Linked DNA regions of Homo sapiens: regions 2, 3 and 4 are each linked to region 1. The links are chromatin contacts, found by Hi-C in ENCODE. All regions are on one chromosome and are shown on one strand. Each heading gives the region's core, a stretch centred on a gene start or an enhancer-like site at or near the end of the contact. The rest is flanking DNA. Distances are from core to core; before and after follow the strand shown.

What was found. A loop is a pair of places that touch in the nucleus more often than their neighbours do. Pooled maps may share reads with other maps.
Region 2: a loop to region 1 is called in a pooled map, with 9 times the contacts of the local background. The contact joins the promoter of PDIA4 here to the promoter of SSBP1 in region 1. A Hi-C loop is called at or near these places in 4 of 50 pooled maps.
Region 3: a pooled map shows a loop between it and region 1 (7-fold over the local background). The contact joins the promoter of AGBL3 here to the promoter of SSBP1 in region 1. A Hi-C loop is called at or near these places in 7 of 50 pooled maps.
Region 4: a map of CD8-positive, alpha-beta T cell shows a loop between it and region 1 (21-fold over the local background). The contact joins the promoter of NUP205 here to the promoter of SSBP1 in region 1. A Hi-C loop is called at or near these places in 2 of 168 maps with a recorded cell type or tissue (CD8-positive, alpha-beta T cell and naive thymus-derived CD4-positive, alpha-beta T cell) and 9 of 50 pooled maps.

Annotation. Positions count from the first base shown.
Region 1 is chr7:141,734,666-141,739,607 of GRCh38, forward strand. It overlaps SSBP1 (single stranded DNA binding protein 1), which reads left to right and starts at 3,693. Exons shown (of 7, transcript NM_003143.3): 1 at 3,693-3,745; 2 at 4,459-4,525. The coding sequence starts at 4,502. It overlaps WEE2-AS1 (WEE2 antisense RNA 1), which reads right to left and starts at 3,377. Exons shown (of 4, transcript NR_199841.1): 1 at 2,718-3,377. RefSeq lists an enhancer at 2,710-3,595.
Region 2 is chr7:149,026,344-149,031,285 of GRCh38, forward strand. It overlaps PDIA4 (protein disulfide isomerase family A member 4), which reads right to left and starts at 2,162. Exons shown (of 10, transcript NM_004911.5): 1 at 1,978-2,162. The coding sequence starts at 2,065. RefSeq lists enhancers at 1,282-1,876, 1,877-2,470 and silencers at 1,795-1,844, 1,935-2,004, 2,075-2,654.
Region 3 is chr7:134,983,723-134,988,664 of GRCh38, forward strand. It overlaps AGBL3 (AGBL carboxypeptidase 3), which reads left to right and starts at 2,786. Exons shown (of 17, transcript NM_178563.4): 1 at 2,786-2,979; 2 at 4,153-4,274. The coding sequence starts at 4,212. RefSeq lists enhancers at 2,688-2,987, 2,998-3,137, 3,218-3,477.
Region 4 is chr7:135,555,475-135,560,416 of GRCh38, forward strand. It overlaps NUP205 (nucleoporin 205), which reads left to right and starts at 2,443. Exons shown (of 43, transcript NM_015135.3): 1 at 2,443-2,498. The coding sequence starts at 2,471. RefSeq lists enhancers at 2,284-2,413, 2,794-2,843, 2,904-2,963, 3,034-3,153.

The DNA of each region.
Region 1 (4,942 bases), core at 2,443-4,942:
AAGCAAAGCAGATTTGAACACATTACTGATCAGTTTACTTCCATTAAAAGTAAAGTTATATTACATCCATCTTGGCATAAATAAAATATTTAAACTTAAAACAATGTTGTGAATTTTAATACACCTGTAGTGTAACAGGTCCCCCCCACCCGGGTTACTAAAGAGTGTATGTCCACTGCCTGAATCCTGAAGGCCATGTGGCAAGGCCAAGGTGACCAGCCAAAGAGCAGCTGTTTGAGAAGCCAAACATCCCAGAGAATATCTGAGAACCTACCAAAGAAAACAGCTCCATCACACACAGTAGGCTAAAAGCCAGAAAATTAGCTTACAAGTAGCTTAGGGATGGGAGGCCAGGCGGATCTCTACAGCTGTCATGCTGCCATCCAGGAGTGCCTTGTATGTAAGTCCTGATAAACTCCTCTACTCGCCAAGCTGGACTTGTCTGGGTCAATCTTTGGTTTCTCGGCTTCCTCTCAGTTTGGGGGAAGGTTTTTATTAATGCAATTCTGGGTTTTTCTTGTTACAATATCTACTTTAAAAATTTTCAATACTTCTTCAACTACTTTAATGTTCTGGAAATATATGTGTATATATATTGATATATAACACATATACATATATATTGATATATATACACATATATACATACATATATTTTGTGTGATGATATATATATACCGTCTCAAAAATATATATGTGTATATATATTGAGATATATATACACACATATTTCATTCATACATATTGATATATATACACATATATATATACACACATATATATATTTTTTGAGACAGGGTCTCTCACTCTGTTGCACAGGCTGGAGTGCAGTGGTGTGATCATGGCTCACTGAAGCCTCAACTTCCCAGGCTCAAGCGATCCTCCCACTTCAGTAGCTGGGATTATAAGCACATACCACTATGCCTGGCTAATTTTTTTTTTTTTTTTTTGAGACGGAGTCTCGCACTGTTGCCCAGGCTGGAGTGCAGGGGCACGATCTCAGCTCACTGCAAGCTCCGTCTCCCGGGCTCTCGACATTCTCCTGCCTCAGCCTCCCTAGTAGTTGGGACTACAGGCACCCACTACCACGCCCAGCTAATTTTTTGTATTTTTAGGTAGAGACGGGGTTTCACCGTGTTAGCCGGGATGGTCTCGATCTCCTGACCTCGTGATCGGCCCGCCTTGGCCTCCCAAAGTGCTGGGATTATGGGCGTGAGCCACGGCGCCCGGCTGCCTGGCTAATTTTTGTATTTTTTACAGAGACAGGGTTTTGCCATGTTGCTCAAGCTGATCTTGAACTCCTGGGCTCAAGTGATCCACCCCCTCAACCTCCCAAAGTGCTGGGATTACAAACATGAGCTACTGGACCTGGCCAAAATTTTTTTAATTAAACATTTTTTTTTGTTTTTGTCTTTATTTTTAATTTTTGTGGGTTCAAAGGAAGTGTATATATTTATGGAGTACATGAGATATTTTGATACAGGTATGCAACGTCAAATAAGCACATCATGGGGGATGGGGTATCATCTTAATTTATCCTTTGAGTTACACACAATCCAATAACACTCTTATTTTAAAATGTACAGTTAAGTAATTATTGACTATAGTCAACCTATTGTGCCATCGAAAATAGTAGGTCTTATTCGTTCTATTTTTTTGTACCCATTAACCATCCCCACCTTCCCTCCAGCCCCCCACTAACCTTCCTAGCCCCAATTTTTAAAAATACATAAGTACACATATACACAGGGGTGCATATTCTTCCTTGTGCCTCAGGCTCCAGTCTGGCTTGGATCCTGTATTCAGTTAAAATTTTAATACAGTCATGCACTTCATAATGATGTTTTGGAAAAAGACTGCATATACAACAGTGCATATACAAAGGTGGTCCCATAAGATTACAATGGAGTTGAAAAATTCCTATCGTCTAGTGACATCATACCTGCTAAAACATCAGAATGCAATGTATTACTCATGTGTTACTTGATATTAATAATGACTATGTCACTGGTTTATGTATTTACTATACTTTTTATTATATTATTATTTAACTTATTTTTTAAAAGTTAACTGTAAAACAGCCTCAGGCAGGTCCTTCAGGAGGGATTCCAGAAGAAGACACTGTTATAGGAGATGACAGCTCCCTGTGTGTCACTGCTTCTGAAAACCTTCCAGTGGGACAAGATGTGGAAGTGGAAGGCTGAGATTGATCATAATGACCCTGTGTAGGCCTAGGCTAATGTGTGTGTTTATGTCTTAGTTTTTTTAAAAAATGGCTAAAAAGTTAAAAAAAAAAAGAAAAAAAGCAAAGGTAGAAAAAAGCTTGTAGAATAAGGATATAAGAAAAATATTTTTGTACAGTGGTACAGTGTGTGTTTTAAGCTAATTGTTATTACAAAACAGTTAAAACGTAAAAAAATTTGGAAGATTTATAAAGTTATAGTGAGTGAAAGTTTATTAAAGGAAGAAAAGTATTTTTTATAAACTGAGTGTAGCCTAAGTGTACAGTGTTTATGAAGTGTTTAGTGGGTACAATAATGTCCTAGACCTTCATGTTGGGCCACCACTCACTCATTTACTCACCCACAGCAACTTCCAGTTCCGCAAGCTCCATTCATGGTAAGCGCCCCATACAGGTGTGCCATTTTTATCTTTTATACCGCATTTGTACTGTACCTTTTCCATGTTTACATATGTTTAGACACACAGATACTTACCATGAATTACAATGGTCTGCGGTATTCAGTACAGCCCCATGCTGTCAGGTTTGCAGCCTGGAAGCAGCAGGCCACACCACAGAGCCGAGGTGTGTCCAGGCTCCACCATCTAGGTCGTCAAAGTACATTCTGTGGTGTTCGTACAGCAACAAAATCGCCTAATGACGCAATCCTCAGACCTTACCCTGTTGTTAAGGTACACATGACTCTTATTTTGTTCCTCCCGGATTTCCTGCATTAATTTTTACTTTTTAAAATATTACATTAATATATTATTTGATTGCCAGTTTTTCTGGTGCTCCCTTAAATTGCACAGCCTGCCAGCCCTTCCCTGGCTCCCCTTTCTTTTTCTGCTTTTCTTAGTGCTTCAACAGACCTGGGACGTTCTTTTTCTTTCTTTTTTTTTTTAATTTTCTTCTTTTTTTCTTTTTCTTGTTTTGTTTTGTTTTGTTTTGAGATAGAGTTCGCTCTGTTGCCCAGGCTGGAATGCAGTGGTGCGTTCACGGCTCAATGCAGCAACGACCTCCAGGGCTCAGGCGATCCCCCGACCTCAGCCTCCGGAGAAGCTTGGACCACAGGCGCGCGCCACCACGCCCAGCTAATTATATATTTTTTGTAGAGACAGGTCTCACTATGTCGCCTAGGCTGGTCACAAATGTTGCTTTTTTTTCCCTCCAGGCAGAGCTAGTCTCTGTTTTGCCTACCTCGCCCCCTCCTGGGCCCAGTTAGAAACCTCATCACATAATTTCATTTCTTTCCAAACTTGAAACCTTCTAAACTTGAAACCTTCTAAACTTGAAACCTTCCAAACTCACCACTTGGCGGCGTTGATCCATCCGCCCGCGCACAAAGAGAAGATCGCGGAACTTCAGAGTTAAGGGGAGCCGTTTCCCGCAGCGCTAGCCGGCAGTATTTCCAAGGCGCAAGTTGCGGAGTTTCTGTTTCCTTTTTCCTCTGGCGAGCTTTGCGTTCCCTGTGCGCCGGAAGTGATCCCCTGCGTGGCTGGGCTGCTCGGGTTAGATCGTCAGGTGAGGGAGGAAGGGATAGCCAGCGCGAAGGAAGTGCTGGAGTCGTGTGTTTTGGCTGCGCGTGATCCTGCGTGGGTCGGGAGGTGTTTCTGTGTAGGTGTCTGGCCCTTTCATCAGTCGTGCGGAGGACCGCGTGATTTCCTTCCAGTTCTCCTCGGTTTTCAGGTGGTGGCGCCATCTTCGGTAAAGGGTGTCCACCTCTCCCTATGGTGTGGCTGGCTAGCCCGGGGGTCTCTACGCTGCTTGGTCTTTGTTAACGGAGATGAAGGCAGTAATTTTTCAGTAACAGGTTTCAGATATAAGTCCCTTGGTGATGCTAATATTTATGGAGGCCTTACTATGCATTAAGAACTTTTTTAGAAGTTTAGAAAATGGCAGTGAATAAAGCAGATACAAATCTCTGCTCTAAGGGAGCTTGCATAGTAATGAAATTTGAGAAGACAGTGGATTGGAAGTGGGATTAACTCAGAATCAAAATTTTGTCGATGGGTTGGAGGAAGAGGAAGTTATTTGGGACCAAAAAGACATACAGGTGTGAGTTTATTTGGGAGGGAGGAAGGAATCCTCATCAGATGTGCAGGAATGTTGGTACGTTGTGGTCACAAAATTGGAGTGCATAAAAATTATGAATATAGTTAGGAATTTAGGACTGGTGAGTTGTACTTTTGCCATAAGAGGTAATGTTTTTTTCTTATTTTGTTTTTTTCCTTCAGGAAAAGCCTAAAGATTAGACTGTAAGAAAAGAAAATAGAAGCCATGTTTCGAAGACCTGTATTACAGGTAGTCACTTGTCTGTATTAATACTGAGATGTATTACTATCAGCCACAGTGATCAGAAGACTTCTTTAGGCTTTTAACTACAGGGGCAAAAGACCTTTGAGCTCACCCACCCACCTCTATACTCATTTGATATGGAGGATTGGGGACGATTTTGCCAGTGTAAATTATGTTCACTAAAACAAAAAAAAAGTTCAGGTTTATTCACACGTAATAGGAATCATTAATTTTTAAAATGTGTGTGTGTTGCTTGAATTTAACCAGTGAGAGGACATTAAAGGTCTTTAGTGACCTAAAGACTGTAGGAATCATTGTTCCAACTTTTTTCTTAAGGCATGTAGTTGCTTTTTTGACCATCTACCTCCTGTGTTGCTAAACGTTCCTCTTCCCCCATCTTTCCACACTGAAGAGAGCATCTCA
Region 2 (4,942 bases), core at 912-3,411, 7.3 Mb after region 1:
ACCAAAAAAAGAAAAAAAATAGCCAGGCTGGGCACGGTGGCTCACTCCTGTAATCTCAGCACTTTGGGAGGCCAAGTCAGGCGGATCACGGGGTCAGGAGATCGAGACCATCCCGGTTAACACGGTGAAACCCCGTCTCTACTGAAAAATACAAAAAATTAGCTGGGTGTGGTGGCACGTGCCTGTGGTCCCAGCTACTAGGGAGGTGGAGAAAGGAGAATCACTTGAACTCGGGAAGCAGAGGTTGTGGTGAGCTGAGATCGCGTCACTGCACTCCAGCCTGGGCGACAGAGCCAGAAAAAAAAAACAGCCAGGCGTGTTGGCAAGCACCTACAGTCCCAGCTCCTCGGGAGGCTGAGGCAGGAGGATCCCATGAGCCCAGGAGTTTGAGGCTTAAGTAAGCCATGATCAGGACAGTGCACTCAAGCCTGGGCAACAATGCGTAACCTTATCTAGGAAAAAAAAAAAAAAAAACGGAGCTAGAAGTCCCAGGAGGCCTGCCCTTGGCCATGATGACCCCTGGGATTCCTAGGCTCACCCTAGGAGCAACTGCTTCCCAGGGACTCTTCTGTGTTAAAGACCTCTGACCGGAAGGATAAACTTGCTGGTCCTAACAGCTCCTAAAGCCACTCTCCCAGGCCTCTCAAGAATCCCCCCAAAAACAGAATCACTGGATCAAAACCAAGACAGTGCTATATGCTTTTCCGCTATGTTCCAAAAAGCATCTTCCACCCACACTGGTCCTCAACTTTCACTGTGCCTCCCGAAGTTAATTCTATGTCTCAAGGGAAAACTGACTTAAAACGCAGATTCCGGGGCCCACCCCTGCATTCTGCTTCAGTGTATTTTGGGTATCTGTATTTAAATAAACACTATTTAAACAAACATGATTTGGGTAAAGGTCTCAAGACACAATTTGTAAGCAGTCCCGCTATCGGATTCCTTTCGGCAGGTGTTTTTCTCGCCGAGTGTGGGTTTTTACTTCCTTTTCTATTTGGGCAAAGACTCTTTTTGAATCAGTGACCCACGCAGAAGTTACTCAATCTGTTTGAAAGAGTATAAAGTTCACGATTTCCCTACACACTAACATTATCAAAGAGTGTATATTTATATTAGAACAAACTCAGAAGGTTAAAAAGCTAGTGATTAAAAGTAAGGGCAGAGAGGAAGAAGGTAAAGACCAGTACCTGGATGCCTTATTCTCTAGGAATAACAACTTTTCCTTAATTAGCACTTCCTAATCTTCAGAGTTCTTATGTCTGCAGCTAGCTCACTTCGAAGAAAAATGCAGGGACCATGAAGTAGTTGTTACTATTCCTACTGGAGTACGCGCTTCATGGGCAGGGACCACACTCACAATCTTTTCCTCCCAGAACCCAGTACAGGGACTGGCACACAGTAAATGCTAAATGCAGAAGGAATGGTATCTCTAGTTTCTCAAAGGTGCAAACCAAGCCATCCCTTTCTCCAGAATCTATGGATTAATCATTTCCAAATCTACAGACCACATTTTGAAAAGGAATGCTTGCTGTTCCAAAGAACTCGCACTTGTTTCTTCACGCCCTCGCCCCTTCTCTCCAGTGGCTCTCCCTCTCCCTTCCCACTGCCTGGGCGCGTTCGCCTGGAGTTAGCCTGGACCTGACGAAAATCTGTAAATTAAGGCGAAGGACCCAGCTGCAAAAAAGGCGCTCTGCAGCCCTCTCCCAGCCTCGGGTGACAGGGGTCTTCCAGGGCGTCGGAGCCCAAGAGACCCCGGCCACCTTCCTCTCCCGGGAACCCCAAATCGATCCTGCCACTGCCACAGCCACCGCCCCCGCCCCTTCAACTCCGCCAAGTTTACCCCGGGCTCGGCGCCCATCACTAGTTCTGGAGCTGACCGCGCGGAAGCCCGCCCGCCGGGGTCGCAGGGCCCAGGCCCCCGCACAGCTCTGCAGCCCCCGCAAGCACAGCCCGACCCGCGGCGCGCTTGCCGCTCACCCTCGTCCGGGCCCTCGGCACCCGCCACGGCCAGCAGCTGCACCAGCCCCAAGAGCAGCAGGAGCAGGAAGGCTTTCCGGGGCCTCATGGTAGCGGGGGCGGAGCGCGGCCTCCTAGCGTCGGCGGCCGCTGAGCGCACCGAGAACTCGGGGTCTGGCCGACAGCCCGTCGCTCCTTAGCGACGCGGGGGAGCCGGAAAAACCCACGGAAGTCGTCCCCGGCGATTGGCAGGGGGCGGAGGAAGTCGCGGGCCGGCCAATCCCAGACTGACGCCGGCACGGACCGCGCGCGCCTCGGCCGCGACGAGTCGGCTCCGCCGCCCTAGGCCCTCCCTACTCCTGCGCGCGGCCCTCGGCTGCGCGTTTAAAACTCCGAGCCCTAACGTGAGGTGCCCCCTTCTGATTGGCTGCGCCACAACCACCAATCAGCGGCTGCCACTCGGTTTGCCGGGAGCGCACAGGCCAAGAGGGAGAGCGGGGGAGAACAAAGGCGGCGGGCCGGGCACGGGGAGTGCGGGACCTGGCTACGCCTCGGGGCGCTATTGGCAATCGGTGCCGGGGGCGGGGCAGGAGAGGCGGAGCCTGGGAAATGTGGAGCGGGGCGGGGCTCGGCTCAGCATCCTGCGGCCGAACTTGGCAGTAAGAACACGTGTCGGTACCGGAGCGGTGGGGAGCAGTGGCGAGCAGGGCGGTCCTCGCAACCCGCCGGGGCTCTGGGAAGCTGGAGACCAACGCGGGCGGAGGAGCACGAGCCTGTTTGTTGCTAGAAAGGGGCTCCAAGTCCGCTGCATGTTCGTGGCCTTCTTAATTTCTTTTTCTGCTCGAGCAAATAAAAGTTTCATTTCTCTCCGGAGTATTGAGCTAGAGAGCGGGGAAGAGCATGCAGTAAAGTGAATCCAGACTAGAATCTGGGGAAGCCTCTCTCCAAGGTTGCATCTCGGAGAAACAAGCCATCAGATTCTTGTCTAAACTTTGCCTCGTCTTATTTAGTTTTCTAGTGATTTTCTGCAAAAGGAAATACCAGATAGGCAATCTAGTGGTTTACATAGATCTGAATAAAAGCTTGAGGTTTTCCCTCTTGACCACTTTGGAGAAGAAAACTAGGTTAAGATGACGATTTTTGTATGTCAGAAAAGAAGCCTGTAATGTGCATTAAGTTTGAGACTTTTTTTTAACACCTGGGAGTTTGAGAAGGCAAATAGGGAAAAGAAAAAAAATAGAAACTCAAGTTCAGGAATATTTTCTCGTGTGTGCAGATTATTACGTGAGGAAGAAAAAAGGGATAACTCACAGACCTTAGCAATTAAAAATACTTAATTTTTTTGTTGAATGCCTATTAATCTGATGGTTCCTGGTCAATTTTGTAGGGCAGAACATTATGCAACTGTACACACTGATTTATTAGAGTGCTATGAATGTGGGCCACCAGACAGTTCGGTATCATGTTATTTTATTTTTTGAGACAAGAGTCTTGCTCTGTCACCCAAGCTGGAATGCAGTGGCGCCATCTCCTCTCACTGCAACCTCCGCCTCCTGGGTTCAAGTGATTCTACTGTCTCAGCCTCCCGGGTAGGTGGGACCACAGGCGCCCGCCACCACTCCCTGCTAATTTTTATATTTTTAGTAGAGACAGGGTTTCACCACGTTGGCCTGGCTGGTCTCAAACTCCTGACCGACCTCAAGTGATCCACCCACCTCGGCCTCCCAAAGTGCTGGGATTACAGGTGTGAGCCACCGTGCCCAGCCTTAATATCATGTTAAAGATAGACCTGTTCTTCAAAAAGACAAGTCAGAGTTCTCATCTTTCTTCTTGTTTCCTATGACACTGTTAAACTGAGAGGAATGAGGACCCCATTTGCTCAGTGGTGGGAGAAACACAATTTCACTGGCCTTTTGTTGATACAAAGATAGGAAGAAGGCTCTTGAAGTGCTGTCTGTATATGTGTATAAACACACATATATCTTGTGACATTAAAGTAACAATGTTCTTTTTGAAAGCATTTAGGGTATAGCTATAGAAGTTCATTCAACAAAACAGAACTTTATCAAGTTGGAAAGCTCCTTTCTCTTTATCCCTAAATTTTTCACTCAATTTTGTTATGGGTACAAACAGCACTGTGTTGAGGGTCAGAATGGAGAGAGATGAGAAATGATACTTCCATGACTATATCCAAGATCTCCACAGTTGGTTGTTGTAAGCGTAGAGAGGCTGTCTGTCAAATCATAGATATGAGGCCGGGCACAGTGGCTCACTCCTGTAATCCCAGCACTTTGGGAGACTGAGGCAGGCGGATCATGAGAGGTGGGGAGTTCCAGATCAGCCTGGCCAACGTGGTGAAATCCTGTCTCTACTAAAAATACAAAATTAGCTGAGCATGGTGGCGCGTGCCTGTAATCCCAGCCACCTGGGAGGCTGAGGAGGCAGGAGAATCACTTGAACCCTGGAAGCGGAGGTTGCAGTGAGCTGGGATTGCGCCACTGCACTCCAGCCTGGGCGACATAGTGAGACTCCATCTCAAAAAAAAAAAGAATCATAGAAACGGACCCTAGTTTGGAAATTCATTCATGTAAATGAACTTCTCCCTGGTTTATCCCCAGAGCTGTGATTTAACACTATTATGCTGGGTTTACAGACCAATTTGAACATGCATTTTCCTCTGCTTCTGCATAGACTTACTAGAGAAGAGGTCACACCACTGCATTCAGCCTGGGTGACAAAGCGAGACCTTATCTCAAAAAAAAAAAAAAAAATCAAAGATCAATCAACTATAAATTTAATCTCTGTAATAGATATAGGGCTATTCAGGTTATTTCTTCTTCAGTGAGTTTCAGTAGTTGGTGGGAATTTGTCCATTTCATATAAGTTGTCAAATTTATTGACATACAGTTTTTGGTGATATTTGCTATGGTCTGAATATCTCCCAAAATTTGTATGTTGAAACGTAATTGCCAATGTGGTAGTAATA
Region 3 (4,942 bases), core at 1,536-4,035, 6.8 Mb before region 1:
AAGCAGAAGCTTAATCAAACCATTTCAATTTTACTTGGGGAAGAAAAAAATCCCTGTGAAATCTCATACCTTAAAATGATACTGATTCCAGCTAAGCTTTGGCTAAACAGTACTGCTTAGTATACAGCTGATCCCTGAAAAATACGAGTCTGAACTATGTAGGTCCAAGTATACAGGGATTTTCTTCCACCTCTGCCACCCCTGAGACAGCAACTCCACTACACTCCAACCTGGGTAACAGAGCTGTCTTTAAAAAGAAAAAAATTGTTAATAAAATAACCCTTCCTCTTCCTCTTCTTCCTCCTCTTCCTCAGCCTACTCAATGTGAAGACAAGGATGAAGACCATTATGATGAATGACTTACATTTAATGAATACACTTTCTCTTCCTTATAACTTTCTTAATAACATTTCATCTTACTTTGTTGTAAGAATACAGTATATAACACATATAACATACAAAATATGTGCTAATCAACTGTTTATGTCATCAGTAAGGGTTCCAGTCAACAGTAGGCTCTCAGTAGTTAAGTTTCTGGGGAGTCAAAAGTTATATGCAGATTTTCAACTATGTAGAGGACGATACCCCTAACCCCCGAGTTGTTCAAGGCTCAACTGTAGTTCATAACACAGACTTCTCAGTCTATGTACTTGCTGCTTACCCTGCCTGGCAGAGTCTCCCCCTAAGACATCCTACAGTTCATCCCTCTGCTCAAATGCCCCCTAGCCAGAGAGGCCTTCCCTGGCCATTCCATCTAAAAGAGTAACCTAGCAAGGCCCCCCACTCCCAGCATCCCCTATTCTTTTTTTTCCCCCCTACTTGATTTCTCTCCATAGCGGTTATTGTCTGAGTGATATCATTTTTATTATCATCATTGGTTTGTTTGATTACTCCCACCAGAACATAACCTCCACAATAAATGTCTGGTTTTTTTCCTTGCAATAGTGAACTGTCCCTAGTAGGCAGCAGCCATCCAGTGAATTTGTTATACCAAGGCATGAGGATCTCTTGGGACCAGTAGTTTGAGTCTGCAGTGAGCTATGATTGTGCCTCTACACCCCAACCTGGGTGACAGAGCTGTCTTTAAAAAGAAAAAAGTTGTTAATAAAATAATGAATGAATATCATTTTCAAAGTTTTGCCAAGTTCCTAAGTTTTTGGCCAGGCACGGTGACTCACACCTGTAATCCCAGTACTTTGGGAGGCTGAGGTAGACGGATCACTTGACACCAGGAGTTTGAGACCACACTGGCCAACATGGTGACACCACGTCTCTACTAAAAAATACAAAAATTAGTGGTGGCACGTGCCTGTAGTCCCAGCTAGTCAGGATGCATGAGAATCACCTGAACCCCAAAGGCAGAGGTTGCAGTGAGCTGAGATTGCACCACAGCACTCCAGCCTGGGCGACAGAGCAAGTGAGATTCTGTCTCAAAAAAAAAAAAAAAATCCTAAGTTTTTAAAATTATGCATTAAGATCATTTTTCTTCCCATGGACTACTTGGTATGTGATAATATAACTATTTGGACTAAAAATCACGAGACTTAAGTCTCTCAGCCCTGCCATTAATTTCTTATATAACCTGGTTAGACCATTTCTCAGTTTTACCTTGTACAGCTGACATCCTATGGCTTGCAGCCATGACTAAAATCCAACAGAAAAACAGATTACATAAATAAAGATTTCTCTGTGCATGTCACCTTTAGTGATTTATGTATGGCATAAAACAAGCTTCAACTATAAGAGCTACTTTTCAAGAGGTTGATCTAAGATATACTCTATTAATATTCTCTGGCCAAGGTCTAATCTGGAAGGTTCATACTTTTAAACTGCTGACCTCAAAAACACCTATTTTCAGATACTTACAAAATACAAAGAGATTATGTTAACCCATTTCCATGCTTAAGCCATAGTGCTTTGCCCTTTATTCTACTTTCAAACTTGCTACCATTTATTATCTCCATTTCTACAATATCACGAATCTCATGACATATAACGCTTTGTGAAAAGTGTTTATTTACATTCTTATATCATCAAAATCTAGACTTTTTTTCAGCTGTACTTGGAAAACTTTTCCAAATAGATTACCTTACCCTGTAGAGCTAAAGATGAGGGAAAAAATCAATATGGGATGTTCATGAATAACGTCTGTTAACTAAATGAGACTACATATAGTGATTTGCAGTCATCAGGAAAACAGTGTTAAATATGCTAGCTGACGATTGCTATAAAGAATCTCTGAGCTGATAATTTTGAGAATTCACCCTAGTTCATCTATGACTCTCCATTTAGTATTTAAGGAGAAAAGCCTCATTTTCCAGAATCGAATAAGCGAATTAATCGCACAATTGTGTAGAATGGAACTCAGTCTGTAAAAAATCAAGACCAACGTACTTTTTAATATTCTAACATCTCCAAGTAGTAGTTACAAGTATTGTACCCATGAAGTCCAGGTAATTAATTTGTTCAATGTCACACTGTTAAAAGTCAGGTGGGCTCCAAAGCACAGTCCTAACCAGCATGCTCTACTGCCTCCTCTGAGGCAACAGCCGAAGTGCAGACCACTGGGAATAAATAGCTGCCCGGTCTTCCCCACTCCTAAATTCTCCCGACAGACCCCAAAGCCTCTCTGAGAGCCTCTCTGACCGCCCTGCGGCCCACCCCGAGTTCCCGGCATCCTCTGGGATCCCTCTTCCTGGAGCCAAAACCTACGCAGGCTCCTTTCCTCCGAGCTGGTTGCTAGGTGATCTCCGAAGGCTGTCCGAAGTCTCGCGAGGGCGGACCCGTTGCCTGATGACGAGAGTTGGGAGTGTGGCTGGGGCTGCGGATCTCCAGCAGTGGCGTTACTTCTAGCGGCTGGATACCGGGTTCTCCGCGAGATCGCGAGATCCCGAGATATTCTCCCCGCACGGAAGCGACGACTGGCCTGGCCAGAGGACTCGCGTGGGAGCGAGGTGCCGGCCCCGACAGGACGGTGAGGTATGCAGAAGTAAGGCGGGGCGCCCCCTGCGGGAAGCGAGCGCGCCCCGGAAAATGAGCGCCTCCCCACACCAAGGTGTCCAGGAGTGAGTGCGGGAAGGAACTCGGCCGCCCGGAGTTGTGGCCTCATCGTGCTTCCCGCCAAAAACGCCTTGGTACTGTCGGGACGCGGCTAAGCGTGGACGCGCCCGCATCTGCCCCTCCTCCGCAGTGGTGGAAGACACCCGCGGAGCGCCGGTGGATAAGGGCCGTTTCCTGAGACCAGAGCTGTATCCGCAGCAGGTCAGCACTTCGTGCGCCCTGTGTGCACCTGTAAGGAATGGAATTTAGGCCAGTCGGATTTTCCAAATGTGGAGTTGTGATGCCCAGGCAGAAACTTCAGTTTCTTAGGACTGAAGGTGTCATCTATGAGACAGTCGGTTCCGTGGCATTGGCAGTGATTTGCCATAGAGCTTGGACTTAACTTATATGTAGTCCACGCTCCAAAACACGCTTCCTGTAGAGAGGGGCGTAAACTAATAGATTTGAAATTGTCGAGTCCTTTGGTCTCTCAAGAACGATGGGAACTTGACAAGAAATTTCGATTATTCCCTGGTCTTGATATTACCCACATGGGAAGATACTTGCATAGAATGGTAATGGTCATTACCAATACAACCTTCTGGTAGCTATTTAGATTTCTAAGAATAAGAATAATATAAATGAATATTAGAACAGACAGTATCTACAGAATAATAATCAAAATGTAAAGTCTTGTCACTTGAACTTTTGGTCAAGTGAAAATCAAGGAGAAAACTTAAAATTATATTGCTACATTTCAGTAAGTGACTATAATTTTTAAATTCATTATCTTTTAATGCCTCAGGATCATTCTGAACTTGCTGTGTAGTATTTAATTGTAAATATAAAATGTGAATGATTTGGCTGTATACTCTGGAAATTCCTTTTAATTAAATGATTTGCTTGATTTGTCTTATTGTGGTTGTTGTCTCGTATAGTCATGGAAAATTCCTTTAACTCTTTGAAATTGAAGGTTTTATTAGTTGTATTCTAATTAGTTTTTAGAGAAGACTGTTGTGACTGTTAAATACAATTGAATATATTTTTGAGTACTCATTTAATGTAGTAAACACCTACAGCTTGAAAAGAAAAGCTGTCATATAATTTCCTTAGAAATTGTTTTACAGCCTACCCGTATATTACAAGAAATCTCAAGTCAAACACTGGAAAAGATGTCAGAAGATTCAGAAAAGGAAGACTATTCAGACAGAACAATCAGTGATGAAGATGAATCGGTATGTTTTTCTCAACTTTATTTTACTTGGAGATAAAATTTGTATTATATAAATCCCCAATTAAAATATTATAAAATCAATTGGATATAAAAATCAATTGGATGTTTAAATTATTGTCATTGAAGTTGGGAAATAATTTGGCTGAAAAAGCTAAGCTATCACTGGGAACACTATGCCCTGTCTAGAAAGAGAAACTATATTTGTATTTTTTTTGAGAAAATATTTTAGCTAAGATTCTTCTAGGTTTTATTAAAATTTGTATATGAAATTATTAGTAGGGTTTTAGTTTTAGGATTGATGTCCACTTATTTTCTTCTATGTGCTGATTGGATTGTGTTACATCGTAGTATGAATCATAGTAGAACCACCGTGTTCTAACCTTATTGTGTATCACCATAACAGTTTATTGTGGCTCTGATGTCATAAAGGAAGAGACATGGAAGAAGAAAAAGGGGGAAAAACGTAGTATTTAAAATTCTTTAGTCTTTTTCTACTACATAGGCTGCGAGATTTCCTTCAAATTTTATTAAAGTATAAATTATGTATGTAAACTAATGTCCCGAAATAAGCTCTTAAAGCTTACTTTAGCTATTTAAAGGATTTATGGCTTTCTGTGTTTTTCTTTTTGTTAATTTAATTTTTTTTTTTTTCTTGAGCCAGAGTTTGAG
Region 4 (4,942 bases), core at 1,193-3,692, 6.2 Mb before region 1:
ACAAACACAGAATTCATCAGCAAGCAGGTGGTAGTAAGAAACCATAAGATGTCCCACAGAAAGCATGTAGAATGAAAAGGACAGAAACTAGAGATGACTATAGGGGAAGAGCTAGATTTAGTGGGTAGAAGAGGAAGAGAAGTCCACGTAAAACACTAAAAAAGAACTGGAAAGAGGAGGAAAACCAGTATCATTGGTGCCCCAGTAGCCACAGGATAATATAATTTTGTTTCTTTCTTTTTCTTTTCTTTTTCTTTTTTTTTTTTTGAGGCAGAGTTTTTACTCTGTTACCCAGGCTGGAGTGCAATGGTGCGATCTCGGCTCACTGCAACCTCTGCCTCTGGGGTTCAAGCGATTCTCCTGCCTTAGTCTCCCAAGTAGCTGGGATTACAGGAGTCCTGTCACCACGCCCAGCTAATTTTGTATTTTTAGTAGAGACAAGGTTTCACCATGTTGGCCAGGCTGGTCTCGAACTCTTGACCTCAGGTGATTCTCCCACCTCAGCGTCCCATAGTGCTAGGATTACCGGCGTGCGCCACTGCACCCGGCCTATAACTATCATAATTCAGAAAAGTGCCCATGGAATTTGATGACTGATAACTGGTAAACATACCAAGCGCAGTTTTAGAGGGGCTTATGATGGCAATATCCCAATTGCTACGAATTGAAGAAGCCTGTGAGAGAATGCTTGTAAAGTGTAATGACAGGTGAAGAGGAGTTGCTGGAATTTAAAGAGTTACTTTATAGAAAGCAAAGTTATCTACTGAGAGGGAAGCGTGTGGGCTTAAAAAGTGCATGTGGAGAGGGAAAGGCTTGTAATAGCTGTGCTGAGAGAGAAATCTTTGAATGCCGCTTCCTGTCAAGTTCCTGCTCAGTATTCTTCTCAGTTTCATGATAAACTTCTTGAAAAATTCCTTTGCGTTTACTTTCTCTCTTCCCCACTTCACTCCTTAAAACCACTTTAATCGTAGTTTGGCATTTGTCTCTATATATCAATGACTTTTAGAAAAAATCACCAGTGATTTTTGTGTTTCAAACCTAATGTACATTGTGTCACTTGATATTATTTGTTCAAAAGAATAAATGTTCTGTTCTGGATATTCTTTTTTTTTTTAAATGGAGTCTCACTCACTCTGTTGCCTAGGCTGGAGTGCAGTGGTATGATCTCAGCTCACTGCAACCTCCACCTCCCGGGTTCAAGGGATTCTCCTGCCTCAGCCTTCCGAACAGCTGGGGTTACAGGTGCGTGCCGCCATGCCTGGCTAATTTTTGTATTTTTAGTAGAGACGGGGTTTCACCTTCCTGGCCAGGCTGGTCTCAAACACTTGACCTTAAGTGATCGCCTGCCTTGGCCTCCCAAAGTGCTGGGATTACAGGCATAAGCCACTGCGCCCTGCCAGTTCTGGATATTCTTAACATACTCTATGCTTTTGTCTAAATTATTTGATTCTGATTTCCAACAGTGAAATGGGAATGATGGAGAGTTAATACAATGAGATTGTAAGGCACATGGAGCGTCTCTGACATAAATAGTTATAATCATATCATTTTCCCAATAGAATGGTTTGCAGGGATTAAATGAGATAATGGCTATAAAATTTTTCTTAATACATAGCTGTAAATAGCAATGATTATTTACATTTTAGTTTGAAAATCAGCAAACTAAAATTTAACAGCTGAAGAAAGAGTTCAGCTACTTTGGGTGCTCAGGTAGAAAAATACTTGGTGATTATGAAACGATATGTCTGGAATCTGTTTCAAACTAATCGGGGGCGGGGGGTGGGGAGGGGAGGGTGTTGGGGTGGTAAGGGTGGGTTGGGGCTGCCGTGGTGGGAAATTGGCCACGTTATTGATGCTGAGTGTTTGCTATTCTAATTTTGTATCCGTTTGAAAATTTTATAATTAAAAATTATGATTTGTTTCGCTCTACGCAACTATGTTGACAGAATATATTTGGTAAACTGAAATGTCACGGAAACTTAGTTTGTAACCGGTCAGTGGCTTTTTGAGGTGTAGACACTTCATACCTTACTTCACTCCCCACTGTAAGGAAGATTTAACTTGAAGCGGAGATAATGATTTGAATTTACGGCTTTTATAATGTCATAAATGGGCGTCATTTTAATAACTACTCTCAGAATATCTTTTTCTATTCCACTTTACTTTTTCCTCTCCACTTAACCAACTCATCATTAGAAACTACAAGTCCCAGGATGCACTACACGATGAACGTCGGATCGAGGACCTCGTGTCTCTGAAGTGGTTGCCCTCGCCTTATTTGAATGGGAATAATCCCAATGAAAATTGATGTTTGTGACCCAGAGCAGATTCTGGAGCCTTTTGTACGCCTGGGACGGCCCAGCGTGGAGGGGACAGTGTGGTGCCTTTTTGTTCAGGCTTCGCTCAGGTCAGCCTCACCCTTTCCCGGGGCCTCCATGCGGCAGAAGGGCTCTGTTAGTGCGCCTCTAAGATGGCGACGCCTTTGGCGGTAAATTCGGGTAAGTGTGGCCAGACAGAAAGACGATTGAGCTGAGCGATAACCAGGTCTTCATGGAGAGACGAGACCGTGAGGTTTCTCGGAGTCTAGGACCCCACTTATGTGCGGTGCCTGCTTTTCCCTAATTCTGGGCCTAGAGTCCCACCCCTCCCCAGTTTGAATGGCGCGCGTCGGTGCTGCGGCTCCAGCCCTCGAGTTGGGGTTTGAGATTCCAGGCAGTGAGGCTTGGGCCGCTGGACCCAGGTGTGTAATCTCTCACAGCCCAGGGCTGAGTCTGGTCCCCCTCACCCCCAAGTTTCACTGTGCGTCTGTGGTCCCGATTTCGCTGGAATACGCATCAGGTCTTCCACAGTGAAGCCAGAGGACCCGAGATATTTTCCAGCCATGAGCAGAGGCTGAAAGTAGGCGTCGGAGTTCCTTATAGGGTGGGAGATCTTGCAGGCAGCGAATACTCCCTATTATGAAGTCGGCCATCTGAAAGGTGGTCAGGAAGAGGGTGGCGGGGCTTCAGCAGACGTCTTCTAACCCTGCGGATGTGGTTAGGCCCTGGATGTTCTTGTACCTTTGGAGCTGTAGATTTTCGGGGTGGAATTGAATCTAGAAGGTAGTAAAGGAACTCTGGAAGATTTGGGGTGGATCCTCTTTCGGTGATTCTCAATTCGGGCCGTACCGCCCTCCAGTGGTGTTTGAATGAGTGAGTGCATTTTGATTGTCATATTTCCTGGGGTACACTGCTGTCGCATAGTAGGCGGGGCAAGGATGCAGAAAGTCCTTCATGGTCAGAGCAGTCCGGAAAAATAATTTGGTGCCTAGAATGTTAATGCCTCGATTGAGATGCTCTGAAGTTCGCGGGCAAGATTAAGAGTATATCTGTGTGGTAAATGCTTGTGAGAATCTCACTTAAAAGGACTCTTTTTTAAAGTATTGGTTCTATTTTCCACAGGACTGATATTCTTGAAAAGTTGTCTAAATCTGTTTTGTAAATCAAATCATTTCAGAAAAGCTATGATAAATTATAATGAAGGCTATGTTTACTGAACACATACTATATCCCAGCATTGCACTTATTATCGTGCTTATCTCATTCAGTTCCCGTTTATACACCTTTGGAGTAGTTACTGTTACATACTCCGTTTTACAGATTTGGAAATAGAGGCTTCAAATAGTTACGTAATGTCCCCAGAGTTAAACATCTAATGATCTAAGTCAGTCTTAGGTGCTTAAACTACTTAGTGCTACTGCTTAAGCACAACCTAATTCATTTTATGATATTAGACGTATATATTAGAAGGTTAGTAATGAAGTTACATGCTTAATATTGCGGTCCTTCCTTCCCAATTAGATATGCTTAACGTGTGGTTGTATATAATACATTTCTCTATTTTATTTTATTTTTTAATTTTTCTTTTTGAGATGGAGTCTTGCTCTGTCTCCCAGGCGGGAGTGCAGTGATGCGATCCGCGATCCTGGCTCGCTGCAACCTCTGCCTCCCAGGTTGAAGCAATTCTCCTGCCTCAGCCTCCTGAGTAGCTGGGATTACAGGCATGTGCCACCACGCTGGGCTAATTTTTGTATTTTTAGTAGAGGTGGGGTTTCTCCATGTTGGCTAGGCTGATCTCGAACTGCTGTCCTCAAGCGATCTTTCTGCCTCGGCCTCCCAAAGTGGTAGGTTTACAGGTGTGAGCCAGTACGCAAGGTATACACATTTATTTTCCTTTTTTTTTTTTTTCTTTTTTTGAGATGGAGTCTCATCCTGTCCACCCAGGCTGGAGTGCAGTGGCGTGATCTCGGCTCACTGCAGCCTCCACCTCCTGGGTTGGAGCAACTCTCCTGCCTCAGCCTCTGAAGTAACTGGGATTACAGGCGCCCGCCACCATGCTTGGCTAGCCTGGCTAATTTTTTTTTGAGATGGAGTCTCACTCTGTTGCCCGGGCTGGAGTGCAGTGGCACGATCTTGGCTCACTGCAACGTCCGCCTCCTGGGTTCAAGCGATTCCCCTGCCTCAGCCTCCCGAGGGGCTGGGATTACAGGCGCCCGCCACTACACCCAGCTAATTTTTTGTATTTGTAGTAGAGAAGGGGTTTCACCATATTGGCCAGGCTGGTCTCGAGCTCCTGACCCCGTGATTCACTCCCTTCAGCCTCCCAAAGTGCTGGGATTACAGGTGTGAGCCACTGCGCCTGGCCAATTTTTTTTGTATTTTTAGTAGAGACGGGGTTTCACCATGTTGGCCAGACTGGTCTCAAACTCCTGACCTCAGGTGATCCGCCTACCTCGGCATCCCAAAGTGCTGGGATTACAGGCGTGAGCCACTGTGCCTGGCCTATATACATTCCTTTAGTACATACTCGCCCTAAGCTATTATAATTATTAAACAAATCATTGGAGGGAAAAGGAGTTGCCAACAGCAGCAAAGAGTGTACATTGTATAATAAAGCCTTGTGT